Linked DNA regions of Homo sapiens: regions 2 and 3 are each linked to region 1. A link is a contact called in ENCODE Hi-C or POLR2A ChIA-PET data. All regions are on one chromosome and are shown on one strand. Each heading gives the region's core, a stretch centred on a gene start or an enhancer-like site at or near the end of the contact. The rest is flanking DNA. Distances are from core to core; before and after follow the strand shown.

Evidence for each region. Hi-C counts contacts between places; a loop is a spot of excess contacts on that map. ChIA-PET counts read pairs that join two places held with the same protein, here RNA polymerase II (POLR2A). Pooled maps may share reads with other maps.
Region 2: a map of CD8-positive, alpha-beta T cell shows a loop between it and region 1 (26-fold over the local background). The contact joins the promoter of PNPLA8 here to the promoter of NAMPT-AS1 in region 1. A Hi-C loop is called at or near these places in 3 of 168 maps with a recorded cell type or tissue (CD8-positive, alpha-beta T cell, ascending aorta and naive thymus-derived CD4-positive, alpha-beta T cell), 1 of 37 single-sample maps with no recorded cell type and 14 of 50 pooled maps. POLR2A ChIA-PET finds 5 or more read pairs at or near these places in 1 of 52 experiments (CD4-positive, alpha-beta T cell).
Region 3: a loop to region 1 is called in a map of naive thymus-derived CD4-positive, alpha-beta T cell, with 6 times the contacts of the local background. The contact joins the promoter of PSMC2 here to the promoter of NAMPT-AS1 in region 1. A Hi-C loop is called at or near these places in 1 of 168 maps with a recorded cell type or tissue (naive thymus-derived CD4-positive, alpha-beta T cell), 1 of 37 single-sample maps with no recorded cell type and 9 of 50 pooled maps.

What each region holds. Positions count from the first base shown.
Region 1 is chr7:106,283,544-106,288,159 of GRCh38, forward strand. It overlaps NAMPT-AS1 (NAMPT antisense RNA 1), which reads left to right and starts at 1,703. Exons shown (of 1, transcript NR_186647.1): 1 at 1,703-2,783. It overlaps NAMPT (nicotinamide phosphoribosyltransferase), which reads right to left and starts at 1,440. Exons shown (of 11, transcript NM_005746.3): 1 at 1,285-1,440. The coding sequence starts at 1,341. RefSeq lists silencers at 770-1,129, 1,400-1,939.
Region 2 is chr7:108,523,661-108,527,785 of GRCh38, forward strand. PNPLA8 (patatin like domain 8, phospholipase A2) reads right to left here and starts at 2,475. Exons shown (of 11, transcript NM_001256007.3): 1 at 2,369-2,475. It overlaps LOC124901722 (a long non-coding RNA gene), which reads left to right and starts at 2,815. Exons shown (of 2, transcript XR_007060473.1): 1 at 2,815-3,985. RefSeq lists enhancers at 397-932, 1,612-2,572, 2,344-2,463, 2,754-3,093.
Region 3 is chr7:103,344,994-103,349,310 of GRCh38, forward strand. PSMC2 (proteasome 26S subunit, ATPase 2) reads left to right here and starts at 2,650. Exons shown (of 12, transcript NM_002803.4): 1 at 2,650-2,788. The coding sequence starts at 2,719. It also overlaps a transcript of PMPCB not described here and the pseudogene RPS29P16.

The sequences.
Region 1 (4,616 bases), core at 453-2,952:
CTATGATTGAACCAAGAGAACACAAGAGGAGGTTTTAGGACCAAGTAAAGGACCATACTTGAGGTATTATCACGTATACTTGACAATATTCAAGAATCATACTTGATAGTGTTCGGATTTTGCAATACTTTAAACTTGCATCTAAAAGACAACTTGTTGATGGATCTTGGCTCGATTTCAAGAACCTATCTAAATATCATAAACAGCATTTTAAGCTGATTGGAAAAAAACAGACAAAACTTAAGTAAAATGGAATTCTCTAAAATACTTTCTCGGAATATCGGAGGAGGGCTAAAAACAAAGGAAAAAAAAAGAATCAAAACAAAAACATGAGAGTACTATGTTTTACCACTGTATTCCAAACCACTATGCTGCTCAAGTAAAATTTACTTTACCTCTTCCCTTCACTACTGCGTGCTTCATATCAACTGAATGTGGCAGCTACCCACACAAGTGTTCAATGGGCATGTGAACGCAACGCTGTGCCATTTCCCTCTCCACATGTTCTCTAGGGTTAAAACTACAGTTCCTTTAAATCCTCGTGTTTCATTTTCCTTTTCACAGAAATCCTGTAATGACCCTAAAGCAGATAAGAGCAGAGCGGCCTCTACACCCAGGGATAAGGAGCACGAGCAATCACTAGGTGCCAAGGAGTTTGAAACGGAGCCCGGCGGAGTGGGACAGGGGAATCCACTACGGCTACCGGGGCCAGGCGAGTGTCCTCCGCGCCGGAGCCGCAGAGGACCGCGGCTGCTCCGGCGCCCGCGCCAGGACTTCTCCCACCTCGCGCCCCGGGAGACTTACCTGCCCAGCCAGGGGCGAGCGCGCCGGGCTGGCCCGGGGGAAAGCCCCGCTCACTCTCCACTGCGGGTCCCCGGGGCCGTTACCTAACTGGTCCCAGCTCCAGGCCAAGAGGCCGCGCTTCAGGGAAGGGCATGCGCTCGCCGGCGACGCCCAAGCCCCGAGCCCCGAGCCCCGAGCACCGGCGCCCGGGAGTCCGCTGGGGCCCGCCTCAGCCCCCCGCCGCGCCGCCGCCGCCGCGCGCCCCCAGGCCCCGCCTCCACCGCCCAGCCCTCCATCCTCCTCAAGCCACCTCCTGCCCACTGCGGCGCCTCCTCACCTGCCCCAGCCGCCGCCGCCCGCGCCTCCCCCGGGCCTCCCCGCGCCGCGACCCTAGCCCCAGCCCCAGCCCCAACCCCAGCCCCAGCCGCCCCCGCCCCCCTGCCGCGCGCTCGTCCCCAGCGCGCCCCGCTCCTCCTCATCTGCCCGGGCCCCGAGCTTTACCTTGTAGGAGTCGGTGGCCAGGAGGATGTTGAACTCGGCTTCTGCCGCAGGATTCATCTCGGGCCGGAGGACAGGGGCCGCGCGCCGCGAGCTCCCTGGCGCGGCTGCGAGGAAGGAGAAAAATGAGCTTCACCGCGCTCCGTTGCTTAAGTCACTGCTCGGTCGGCGGAGGAGGGGGAGAGGGGGAAACGGAGAGAGGGGAGGGGTCAGAGGAGGGCGGGCCCGGGAGCCGTGACGCGGCGCGGGTGACGGCTGCGGCGGCTCGCGTGCTCGCAGTCTGGGAGCTCTGGCGGACTCCCCACCTCGGTTCCCCCGCCTTCACCCCGTCACCCTCCGGGGGCCGAGAAAGGGCGGGGCGCGGCAGCGCGCTGCGCAGTGCGCGGAGGCGGGGCGGGGAGGAGGACGTGATGCACGCGCTCTTCCTCCCAGACGCCAGCTCTGGGAAGCTGGAGGCAGCGGGGCAGCCCCGGCGCGTGACCCGGGCGCTTACCTAAGTTCGAGTTCCCGGCACGGGCGCGGGAGGGCGGGGCCTGGAGGGGGCGTTCCCAGCTTTGCCAGTGCCACGAGGAGCCGGTTCGCCCGCCCCGCCTGGGACCTTCCGTCCTACCCAGTCCTGGCCGGTTTTCTGGGTCCTCCTGAAGTCACGCCACCCGGCTAGGGGGCGAGGAGCCTCCTACTGCCCATCTTCCCGTCCACCACGCGCAGTTACTCACCTTTGTCTCCGGCCTGGATTAAGGATCCAGCCTTTCGCCTCCATCCCTCTTGTCCCTCCTGATCCTCCTGACCCTGTCTTTAAGATCCCAGGAGCTGCGGTGAGGAGTGAGGCTGAGGGGCCCCTTTCATCTGATGCAGCGACTCCGCTTTCCTCCGGCGGCTCTGTCTATGGCTGAGCTCTTTGATCCTTTGAGAGATGGTTTGACTTTTCCCGAGCAAAGAGCCTGCGTTGAAAAGCGGGGGTGGAATTCAGTCCTCACAGATAATGAGGGGACAAGACCTAATTGAACCGAGTATTGCCGGGAAGGAAAAGGCAACGGGCCAAGCCTTTGACAGGGTGCGACACTGACTTTTATCATCGTTATAGTCTTTAAATCCTGGGAAACGAGTTGGCAACCCCAAAATAAAGAAGTGTAATGACGTCTGATGACTTCACCCAAATACAGACCATTCCAAGAAAGACTTGCGCAGTTCTCATGCGTGGTTGCGTTTTTGCATAAAACTAAGATTCCCTTTGTCCGCATGTTTAATAGCTTAAAAATAAATTGAGGTTTTTATCGGATAAAAGTAGCCAGGAAAAAGTGATACAGTGAAAACGATTACAGGATATTTATAGACTTGTCTTTCAAGTTATTAGAAGTCTCATTCTATCTGGGGGCAGTGATGGTGGTGGTGGTAGTGGAACTTGTGAATTGAGATTCATAGTGGAACTTGTGAATTGAGATTCATCTCGAAACTGGAGGCATGGCTGAGACTTCTAATAAAGACAACCTCAGTCAACACTATGTCTTGAAGTCAGTATATATTTTTGACAATCACCTCATCTACACGTAGATACAATACAGGGCAAAGATCATGGAAGTGGAAGGTATCACCAGGCACTCACCAATGTAGTAAATACTAGTACACTTACAATTATTTTCAGCAACGAGGTTTGAAACAAGAGGGCTTATGTATTTATTGGTTGATCTTCCCTGTGTTTTACCGGGGAAAATTATTTGTAAACGCATTTAAACAAATTATTATTTCTATTTTGAGACGGAGTCTCGCTCTGTCGCCCAGGCTGGAGTGCAGTGGCTGGATCTCGGCTCACTGCAAGCTCCGCCTCCCTGGTTCACGCCATCCTCCTGCCTCAGTCTCCCAAGCAGCTGGGACTACAGGCGCCCGCCACCACGCCCGGCTAATTTTTTGTATTTTTAGTAGAGATGGGGTTTCACCGTCTTAGCCAGGATGGTCTCGATCTCCTGACCTCGTGATCCTCCCGCCTCGGCCTCCCAAAGTGCTGGGATTACAGACGTGAGCCACCGCGCCCGGCCTAAACAAATTATTTTTTAATATTTGATTTTGGGAGTTTTTTTATATTATTTCAAGGAGTGCAATTCAAAGAAGGAAAAAGATAATTTTTGTCCTTAATTTGGTGTTTTTTCCTTCATTTAAAATTTATATAACCTACTTTACTTATAGTACAAATTCTTATTTGTTTAGCTTCCTGGAATTCATGTATCTATAAATGACCGTTGTTCTATGCTGCTTTATGCAGAAAAGAAAGTAGGATTCTGATTATAATGTGGGCTTTGTTTATGGTAGTATTTTTTTAAGATGCAAAATTTGATCTTGCAATCTTTGAGTTGAATTTGCAGTTTTAAAATAAAAAGGTCTTATATCTGTGCAAAGAAAAAATATTGTATTGACATTGCTTGTTAAATTAAGGAGTGAGGCCTGCACAAGTATTAGTAATGTGAATCCTCACAGTAGTCTCCAGAGAAAAAAAATGACAATGAAGTCATGTTACCAATAGGACAATCACCATTTGCCTGAGATAGAAATAGGCACATTCTCTATGTAACTACATGCTTAAGCTGGAGCAATTCAGAATTAATTGGGGTTTAGAACTATGAAATTATCACTGAAAACAGAGCCAAGATTTCATTTTAAAATGGCCTCCCCTGAAAGACAGTTTAACAGCTAGCATTAAGGTTGGACGTGGTGGCTCACACCTGTAATCCCAGCACTTTGGGAGGCTGAGGCGGGCTGATCACTTGAGCCCAGGATTTTGAGACCAGCCTGGGCAACATGGTGAAAACCCATCTCTACAAAAAATACAAAAATTAGCTGGACGTGGTGGCATGTGCCTGTAGTCCCAGCTTCTCTGAAAGGAGACTGACGTGGGAGGATTGCCTGAGCCCGGGGAGGTTGTAGCATGTAGAGGACCTGAGAAACTGTTTTTCATAGGTCACAACAACATGACAAATAATAACACATAGACTCAAATGGGCCCCCTCACTTGATTCAAAGCCCTGGATTATTATACCATCCTACCAAATAGCAATCAGGCACTGCCAATTGGGCATGCAGCTCCTTGTCTCCCTCCCTCAGAGTGCTATGAAAGACCTAGGGCTCATATATTTGTTCAGGCAAAGTGAGTGTATCTGTGCCACTCCTGTTGCCACACACCCTTGCAGACAGCCTCGGGTGCACCTTTATATTTCAAAGTTGCCTCAGATACTCCAATCTGACCTGATTTGACCTCAGTAAAAAACACTGGTGAAGTAGGTATGGAACTCACCTACCTGCAACCCCTGACGATGGTCTTATCCATCTCCCTTTATAATCTCCTC
Region 2 (4,125 bases), core at 1,225-3,724, 2.2 Mb after region 1:
GCTGAGGCGCCTGGCTGCACTCTTCTGCAGCACTCTTTCTATCCAATAAAACTTTCCTTTTCAAACCTACGGTGTTGTCGGTAAATTTTTCTTACTACCCTACTACCCCAAGCTGACCACTTTCTGATGCTGGGGCTCTGACACCTCACCCAGCAAGTACTAGTGTGGGGAAGAGGGCCACTCTGAACACTTTGAAAGTAAGGGAAAAAAGAGAAAACAACAAAACACAGGACTTGACAGCCAAGAATGGGGTAAAGAGAGGGAAGTGTTAAGAGAGCTCTAAGGTTTTAAATCTGAAAAATACGGAGAGTGCCATTTGCGAATATGAGAAAACTGTGAAGGGGACAATTTAATAGGAGAGAAAAACACATTTTCTTTTGGATTCACAGGATGAAGTAACAGTGGGACATTCAAATGGAAATGTACACAGACTGTGGATTTACTTGTGGAATTACCAGCATAGTGGCAGCAGAAACCACAACATTAGACGTATTTACCAGATGATAGTTTACAGTAATAATACATGACTATTTTGGGATCAGGCAACCTGAGTAAAGCTTTTCTTCCTTGAAAAATGTGTATTTGCAATACAAACTATATTTTCCATAATATTTCAGGATATTCACATGCCCACTGAAGTATATTTGGGTTTCAAACACGAAACTCTGGTTTAGGGAGAGCGACAGGGGTAGAGCCTTGAGTGCCACCCAGAGCTAGGAAGAGGAAGAAAAGACTCTAAAGGAAACAAAACAGGAGAAAAGCCACCCTGAAAAAATCAGGACACTGAAAACCAAGACAGGACCAAATTTTTTCAAGTAATGGATAATGAACAGAATAAAATACTTGAGTACTGCAGAGAAAGATAAGAACTAAGAAATGACTGGCCAGGTGCGGTGGCTCAGGCCTGAAATCCCAGCACTTTGGGAGGCCGAGGCGGGCGGATCACCTGAGGCCAGGAGTTTGAGAGCAGCCTGGCCAACATGGGGAAACCCGTCTCTACTTAAAAAAATTAGCCGGGTGTGGTTGCGCACGCCTGTAAATCCCAGCTACTCGGGAGGCTGAAGCAAGAGAATCGTTTGAACCTTGCAGTGAGTCGAGATCGCACCAAGGCACTCCAGCCTGGGCGACAGAGAGAGACTCCCAACAACAACAAAAAATGGCAGGACAGGAAGGTGTCTATGGCTCAGCATTCTAACTCTGACCTTTTTACAAATATATATTCCATGAGTGAAGCAATATGCAGCTTCAGCACAACCCCTCTAACTGGGGTAAAAAAAAACAACTCAAAGTACAGGCTGTTCTTGTAACAACTTTGCATGTGAAACAAGTGAATAGCTAAACTAGTGAAACTGGCCCTTTCATTCAACATCACTCATTAAAAGGGCGTTTACAAGATTTTAATTTAGTCCTGATATAGAAATAAAAAAAGAGATCAACATTAAGAAAAAGTTGATTATAATTACGAAATAAAAACATGTTCTTATATTGAAAGGACAACTAATTTGCATAAGCAATTTAACAAAATAGCTAAAATGGGCTTGATACAACTGCCTCACAAGGCATAAGCTCTTAATGTTTCACTGTTTAACAGCATTTTCTTAATACACTGAAACATTTGTCATTTTTGAACTCTCAGAAATTAGGACTGCAGAACCAGGATACAACTGTTTTGGAATTGAAAACAGTATTTTAAGCAGGATTATATGATAGTCCCTTATGTCACAACTCTCCTGAGTTTTTCCTATGAGTCACCATTTTAAAGTTATCATTGTATTAGGCGTGGAAAGCAGGTTCCTTCCAGCACAATGATAGAAATGACACAGGGATAGGAAGCACTGCAACACAGTGATTCATACACCTTATCCACTTAAGCAACAGCGGTCAAGGATAGAATCAAATGTGGATGGGGTCAGAAAGAGATTACTGACAAAAAATATCAGGCAGTAGAATCACCAGGTGCACACTGACAGTCGAGAATGATGTAGACTAGGGAAACCCTCCTGAGAGTGACCAGTTAACTACTGGAGAACACTACAGTCCAGGGGAAGGCAGACAGACTCTGGAAAATTGAGGAGGGAGTCGTGGGGATGGGACAGGGGGAGCAGGGCGGGACCTGCGAAACCAAATACGGTTTGCGCTTCTGGGGCAGCAAAGCCCACGGGGGCGGAGGGCGCCGAGTACCAATGAGCTCCAGGACCTGCGGGCTCCTTCCAGCGCCAGCTCCTCCCCAAAGCCTGGCGTGTCCCCACCCTCTCGCTCGGGAAGTGCCCTCCAAAGAAAGAAAGGACGACCCGGAGCGCCGGACAAGGGTCCAGAACGATCAACCAGCCTCCTATCGTCCCGCCCCTGTCCCCTCGCGGCTACTTACCGGGATGCAGGCCGCAGTCACTAGGGCTGCAGCGGCGACTCGCTCGTTCCCGGCAATGACGTCCACTCCAACCGGCCTGCATCAGCTGAGCTTCCAACACAAACACTGGCGCAGCAGCTAGGTCGCCACCCACTCAGCCCCGCCCCGCTCCGCCCCCAGCGGAAGTGACGCGCTAGAAGTTTGGGTCTACCCGCGGGCCGGGGTGAGGATTTTCCGCCTCGCTCAGGCCTCTGCCTCCTTGTCAATCTCCGTTCCTCCCCCGCCCCGAGATATGCGCAATAGAGCATGACGGAGCGCAAGGCGGGAAGCCGCGACAGACGTGTGTGCGTGCGTGCGTGCGTGCGTGATGCGCGAGGCGTGGCTTGCTGGTGGGGCGTGCTGTGCCTTGGTTGGTTGCCGGGTGTGAGAGCGGTGGGACTTCGTTTTGCCTTCCTGGGCGGGACCTCGGAGCAGTGTCCTGGTTTGCTTGTTTGCGGGCCGCTATTCCCTTTCAGCAGAGATAAGCCTCCCTCTCCGCGTCCCTGAAGCCCCTGCCTGCGCTGAGTTCCTTGGAGCTGGGGGCTGCGATACCAGTCTCTTGGAGGGTGGTGCCCGGCGCGGCCGCGCCCCTTTCTCTATATCCATTCCTGGGCATGGCCACCCAGACTAAATGTCACTCAAAAGCGAGTTGACATATATTACTGTATTGGAAGTTAGCATAAACCGCCCCACAAATGGTCCCACACGTAACACATCTTTTTAAAATTGTGGCATTTCATACGTACCACAGGGGCAAACTACAGCCCTCAGGGCAAATCCAGCCCACCGCAGGTTCTGCTGTACTAGGAGCTAAAAATGGGTTTCACATTTTTCAAAGGTTAAAAAAAAAGTTTTGCGACAGATGACAATTATATGACATTCATATTTGTGTCTGCTTTTTAAAGTTTCATTAGAACATAGCTTTGCATTCCTATACATGCTGTTAATTAAAGCTTTTATACTACAATAGCGAATTTGGGTAGTTGCAATAGCCCCTTACCCTCTTGAAGTGACCTTGCAATTACGTTGAGGTCGGGAAAACAGATCAGTTTCAACTAGTTATCAACCTCAAAATGTTATCAAGACTTATACTGTACTCTCAAGGCTTACCCACTACCCATGGGTATGTATGCTTTAGCCCCCTGTAAGGTTATTGTAAAGTCCTTAAGGAAGGGGATTCTTTGACCTGTCAAATGTAGTGGATGTTACCCTGATAGTTGTGTTGTTTTGATTTTTTTAAATCAAGGAGGGAAAGCCAGCTTGCTATGTTCTTGGGACACAGTGTCTGGATTATGTACATCATAATGCCTGGTAAACCCCAGCAGTGGATAAGCCAGACATGTTATTTAGCTACAGGAGAGTTAAAAGATGTATGCACCAATTAAGCCTTACAGGCGTGTGGAAGGAGCTTTAGTTTTTGAGACAGATTCCTCCTTGTTGCTAAAGAAAAATTATTCTGACACTTGTTAAAATGTCAAGGAAGACATTTAGAACTATTGCAATAGGTGCCATGACTATCACCATGGGGGAGAGAGATTGGCCTCAAGTTTTAATACAACAAAAACAGCTAGGATTTATAACCAGCAAGCAGACTGAGGGGTCAGTTCATGGAAAATTACTAAGAAGTGATATCAAGGGTCGGGGATATTCTTGTTAAAGTGACTTACAAGATTCTTGCTGAAGACAGGCGGAGATGATCAATTATCAAGGCTAGGAGATACTCTCTAAACTGACTTTGC
Region 3 (4,317 bases), core at 1,400-3,899, 2.9 Mb before region 1:
TTATCTTTAAGTTCTTACTGCTTTATGTATTAATCTGAACCTAATCAGTGATTTTCCCAGGAGCGCTATACTTTTAAGTAAAAAATGAAAATACCTGTATGAACCAGTATCGACGACTAGTATATACATTTGCGGAGAATTACGTACGTGTATTTGTGATACATTTGTGTTTAACTTGATGATGATAATAGCAGCTAATATTTGTCGTGCTATTACTAATTTACCTGCATTATATCTTTTAATACTCGCTTGGAGAAGAAACCTCTCTCTAGTGTGTTAGATTGTATTCCAAGGCCAGCAATATTTTTACCTTGTTCTAATGAAGTTTTTATTCAAGATATTCCCAATTATAGGACTCTGGGACTTAATTTTTTAATGTATAATAAAATCAATTGTATTCCTACTATATGCTTCCTTCTAAGACTGCAGTCAAAAGCAAAAACTAGCAAAAACAAACAGTGGGTAAAGGCTCACCCCCAACAGCAGTATCTGAAACAGGTTCAATAAAATAAACTTGATATGCCACTCTTTAGCAAGGACCACCAGAAATTAGTAAATTAGAAAATAACTTACTAATTTCATTATATTTTCACAATTAAAGTTTTTAAATATATTATATATATATATATGTATATTTTTTTTTGTAGAGACAGGGTCTCACTATGTTGCCCAAGGTGGTCTTGAACTCCTGGCCTCAAGGGATCCTCCTGCCTCAGTCTCCCAAAACTCTGGGATTAGAGGCGTGAGTCACTGTGCCAGGCCAATTAAATACATTTAATTGGTCTGTATATCTGCTGCATGATAAAATTGTCACTTCAAAACTGACTTTTCAAAAATTGAACTAAGGGAGGCTGAGGTGGGAAGATCGTTGAGGCCGGGAGGTGGAGGTTGCAGTGAGCTGAGATCACACCATTGCGCTCCAGCCTGGGTAACAGTGAGACCCCGTCTTTAAAAAAAAAAAAATTGAACTAATCTTCTGCCCCAAAACCTCTTCCTGATCCCTACTAATGCAACCACTGTTAAAACATGCTCCAAGGTGCAAAGTAACCTGACTCCACTTTCTTCATATTAATATATTTTTTTCCTCACACCTCCTCCCATTCAATTTTACCATTAACTCTAACATGGGTTTTTGTTTTTTTGTTGTTTTCTTTTCTGAGACAGAGGCTTGCTCTGTCGCCCAGGCTGGAGTGCAGTGGCCTGATTTCGGCTCACTGCAATCTCTGCCTCCCAGGTTCAAGCGATTCTCCTGCCTCAGCCTCCCGAGTAGCTGGGATTACAGGTGCGTGCCACCACGCCCAGCTAATTTCTGTATTTGTAGTAGAGACGGGGTTTAGCCATGTTGGCCAGGCTGGTCTCCAACTCCTGACCTCATGATCTGCCTGCTTCAGCCTCCCAAAGTGCTGGAATTACAGGGGTGAGCCACGGTGCCCGGTCGGGGGTTTTGTTTTTTAAAAAAATTGTGCTAAAACACACATAACATGAAATTTACGATCTTCACCGTTTTTAAGTTTACAGTAATGTTAAGTACATTCACATTATTGTGTAACCACCCTACAAAACTATTTTTATCTTACAAAACTGAAACTCTATACCCATTTAATCTCTTACAAAACTGAAACTATGCCAGTGGAAAAAACTGTCCACTGGAAACCATCCTTCTACTTTGTCTTTAGGAATTTGACACCTCTAGGTACTTCATATTTGTGGAATCATATAGTATTTGTCTTTTTTGTGACTGACTTATTCACTTAGCATAATGTCTTCAAGGTTCATCTGTGTTGTAGCTTATACTAGAATTTCATTCCTTTTTAAGGCTGAATAATGTGTGTGTGTGTGTGTGTGTGTGTGTGTGTGTGTGAGCGCGCATGCGTGTATCACATTTTGTTTATCCATTCATATGTAGATGGACACTTGGGTTGCTTCCACCTTATGGGTATCATGACTAATGCTGCTTATGGACATGGATGTACAAATATCTCTTTGAGATCCTGTTTTCAGTTCTTTTGGATACACATCCAGAAATCGAATTGCTAGGTGGCATGGTAATTATTTTTAATTTCCTGAGGAATCAATCATACTGTTTCCCACAGCAGTTGCACCATTTTATCATTTTACATTTACATCAACAGTGCACCAGGATTCCATTTTATCCAGCAGCACATGCAAGGGTTGGCTGGACCCAAGGGTCATCCTTTCCAACACTTATTTTCTGTTTTGTTTTTGCTTGTTTTTTAATAATAGCTATCTTAATAGGTATGTGGTGGCATCCAACTGTGGTTTTGATTTGCATTTCCTAACAGTGATGTTGTCCATTTGTATATCTTCTTTGGAGCAATGTTTATTCAGGTTATTTGCCCACTTAAAAAATCAGGTTGTTTTCTTGTGTGGTAGGAGTTCTTTATATATTCTGGATATTAACTCTTTACCAGAAATAGATTACCTTCACTATATTTGTAGATGTGGCCACTACTTATTGTGTCTAATATGCCAGGCGTTTTACAAACACTGTAAAGTTTCCTTCTCACAGGTAATCAGTCCAAAAACCAGCGTGCCAAAGCGTTTCCCCAGGGCTCTGTCCGGACTCTGAAGCACTGCATAAAGGGGTCTGTCTGAGCCCAATTTACTTCCGGTGGGGAAGGGAAAGGGAAGACACCACCGGAAGCAAGGAAGGTGCTGTGTAATCATTAAGGAGCGGAGGCTTTTGGAGCTGCTAAAATGCCGGATTACCTCGGTGCCGATCAGCGGAAGACCAAAGAGGATGAGAAGGACGACAAGCCCATCCGAGGTCAGTTGACATGGGCCGGAGCTCGGAGCTGGGGCGGGACTGGAGCGGAGCTGCCTTGGCACTGGAGAGGAGCTGGATTCCCGCTCCTGGCTCTGTGCTCTGGCCCTTTTGTGCCCCTAGTAATTTAGTCTGGACACCGGCCGGATTAACTTGCCTGCCTTCTCAGTCTCCCTCATCCACTACAAGTTCTGTATTATCTGCTGATGGAAATTTTTATTCATTCTCAGCTCTCGGGTCTTGAAGAAGTCACGCACCCTGCTTGGCCTAATAGGCCTTGAAAAGTTCTGCCTGGCGGTGCTCGGTCACCTGATCCTCTTTCCTCTCCTCCTCCTTCCCCCTGTGACAGCCGGGAGCTGTCACTGTGTAGCCACAATTCTGAGACATAATTTTCTTAAAAAAATTATTTGACCAGATAATACATTCACAGGGTTCACAATTCAAGAGGCAGAAAAGATATCTTTGAAAAGCCTCGCATCCTTGGCCCCAGCCACCAACTTCTCCACAGAGGCAACTAATGTTGCTATTTTGCATATCTTTTTAGACATATTCTATACATATACAAGCAAGTGTGCTTATCTATTCCTTTTTTTTAACACAAATGTAGCATGCTGTACATACTTCAACATCTTGATTTTTAAAAAATTAATATATATTAGAGATACTTTCCTATCATGTAGTCACTTCCTCTGCATCTGCATAGTATCCTGTATTATGCGTATACAGTAATGTATTTATTATTGATGGACGTGTAGATTTTTCCAATTTGTTGCTGTTATAAAACAATGAGTACCTTTTACCTCGTTGCACTCTGAGACCAAGATGGGTCACCAGAAGCTATGCTGGAGCCACCCGCGAAAATTCGGCCAGGGTTCTCGCTCTTGTCGCGTCTGTTCAAACCGGCACGGTCTGATCCGGAAATATGGCCTCAATATGTGCCGCCAGTGTTTTTGTCAGTATGGGAAGGATATTGGTTTCATTAAGTTGGACTAAGTGATCTTCCTTCAAAGGATTATCCAAGGCATCTACCCAATGGAAAACCATGATAGTTCTTTGTACATAAAATAAACATTTAAAAAAATGAATAATCTTGTTTATGTAACTTTTACCAAGTGCACAAGTACAAATTGTAGGATAAATTCTAGAAGTGGAGTTCTGATTTTGTAAGTGCCAAACTACACTCCATGGAGATTGTACCAGTTGACACTTTAACTTACAGTGCATGAGATATGCACACCAGTTTTGGATATAACTTCTTCCCAGTAGTCCCGTTTGTAGTCTCATCTTTATGCCGTTTCTCCTTTTGTTCCTTAAGCTATTTTTAAATGTTCTTTTGGTATTTCTTATGTTTCTTCTTACTTTTCCCTTTCTTAACAACTTCAACTTTTCCTAGCACCCTTCTCCATTTACACTGTCCCCCAAAAGAAAGCATTTCCTTTCTACCTTCATCTCATTCTGCTGTTTCTTTTAAAAATATTTTAGGACACTGAAAATGTCAGATATACTCAGTATTTATTGGAAAACTTAGACAC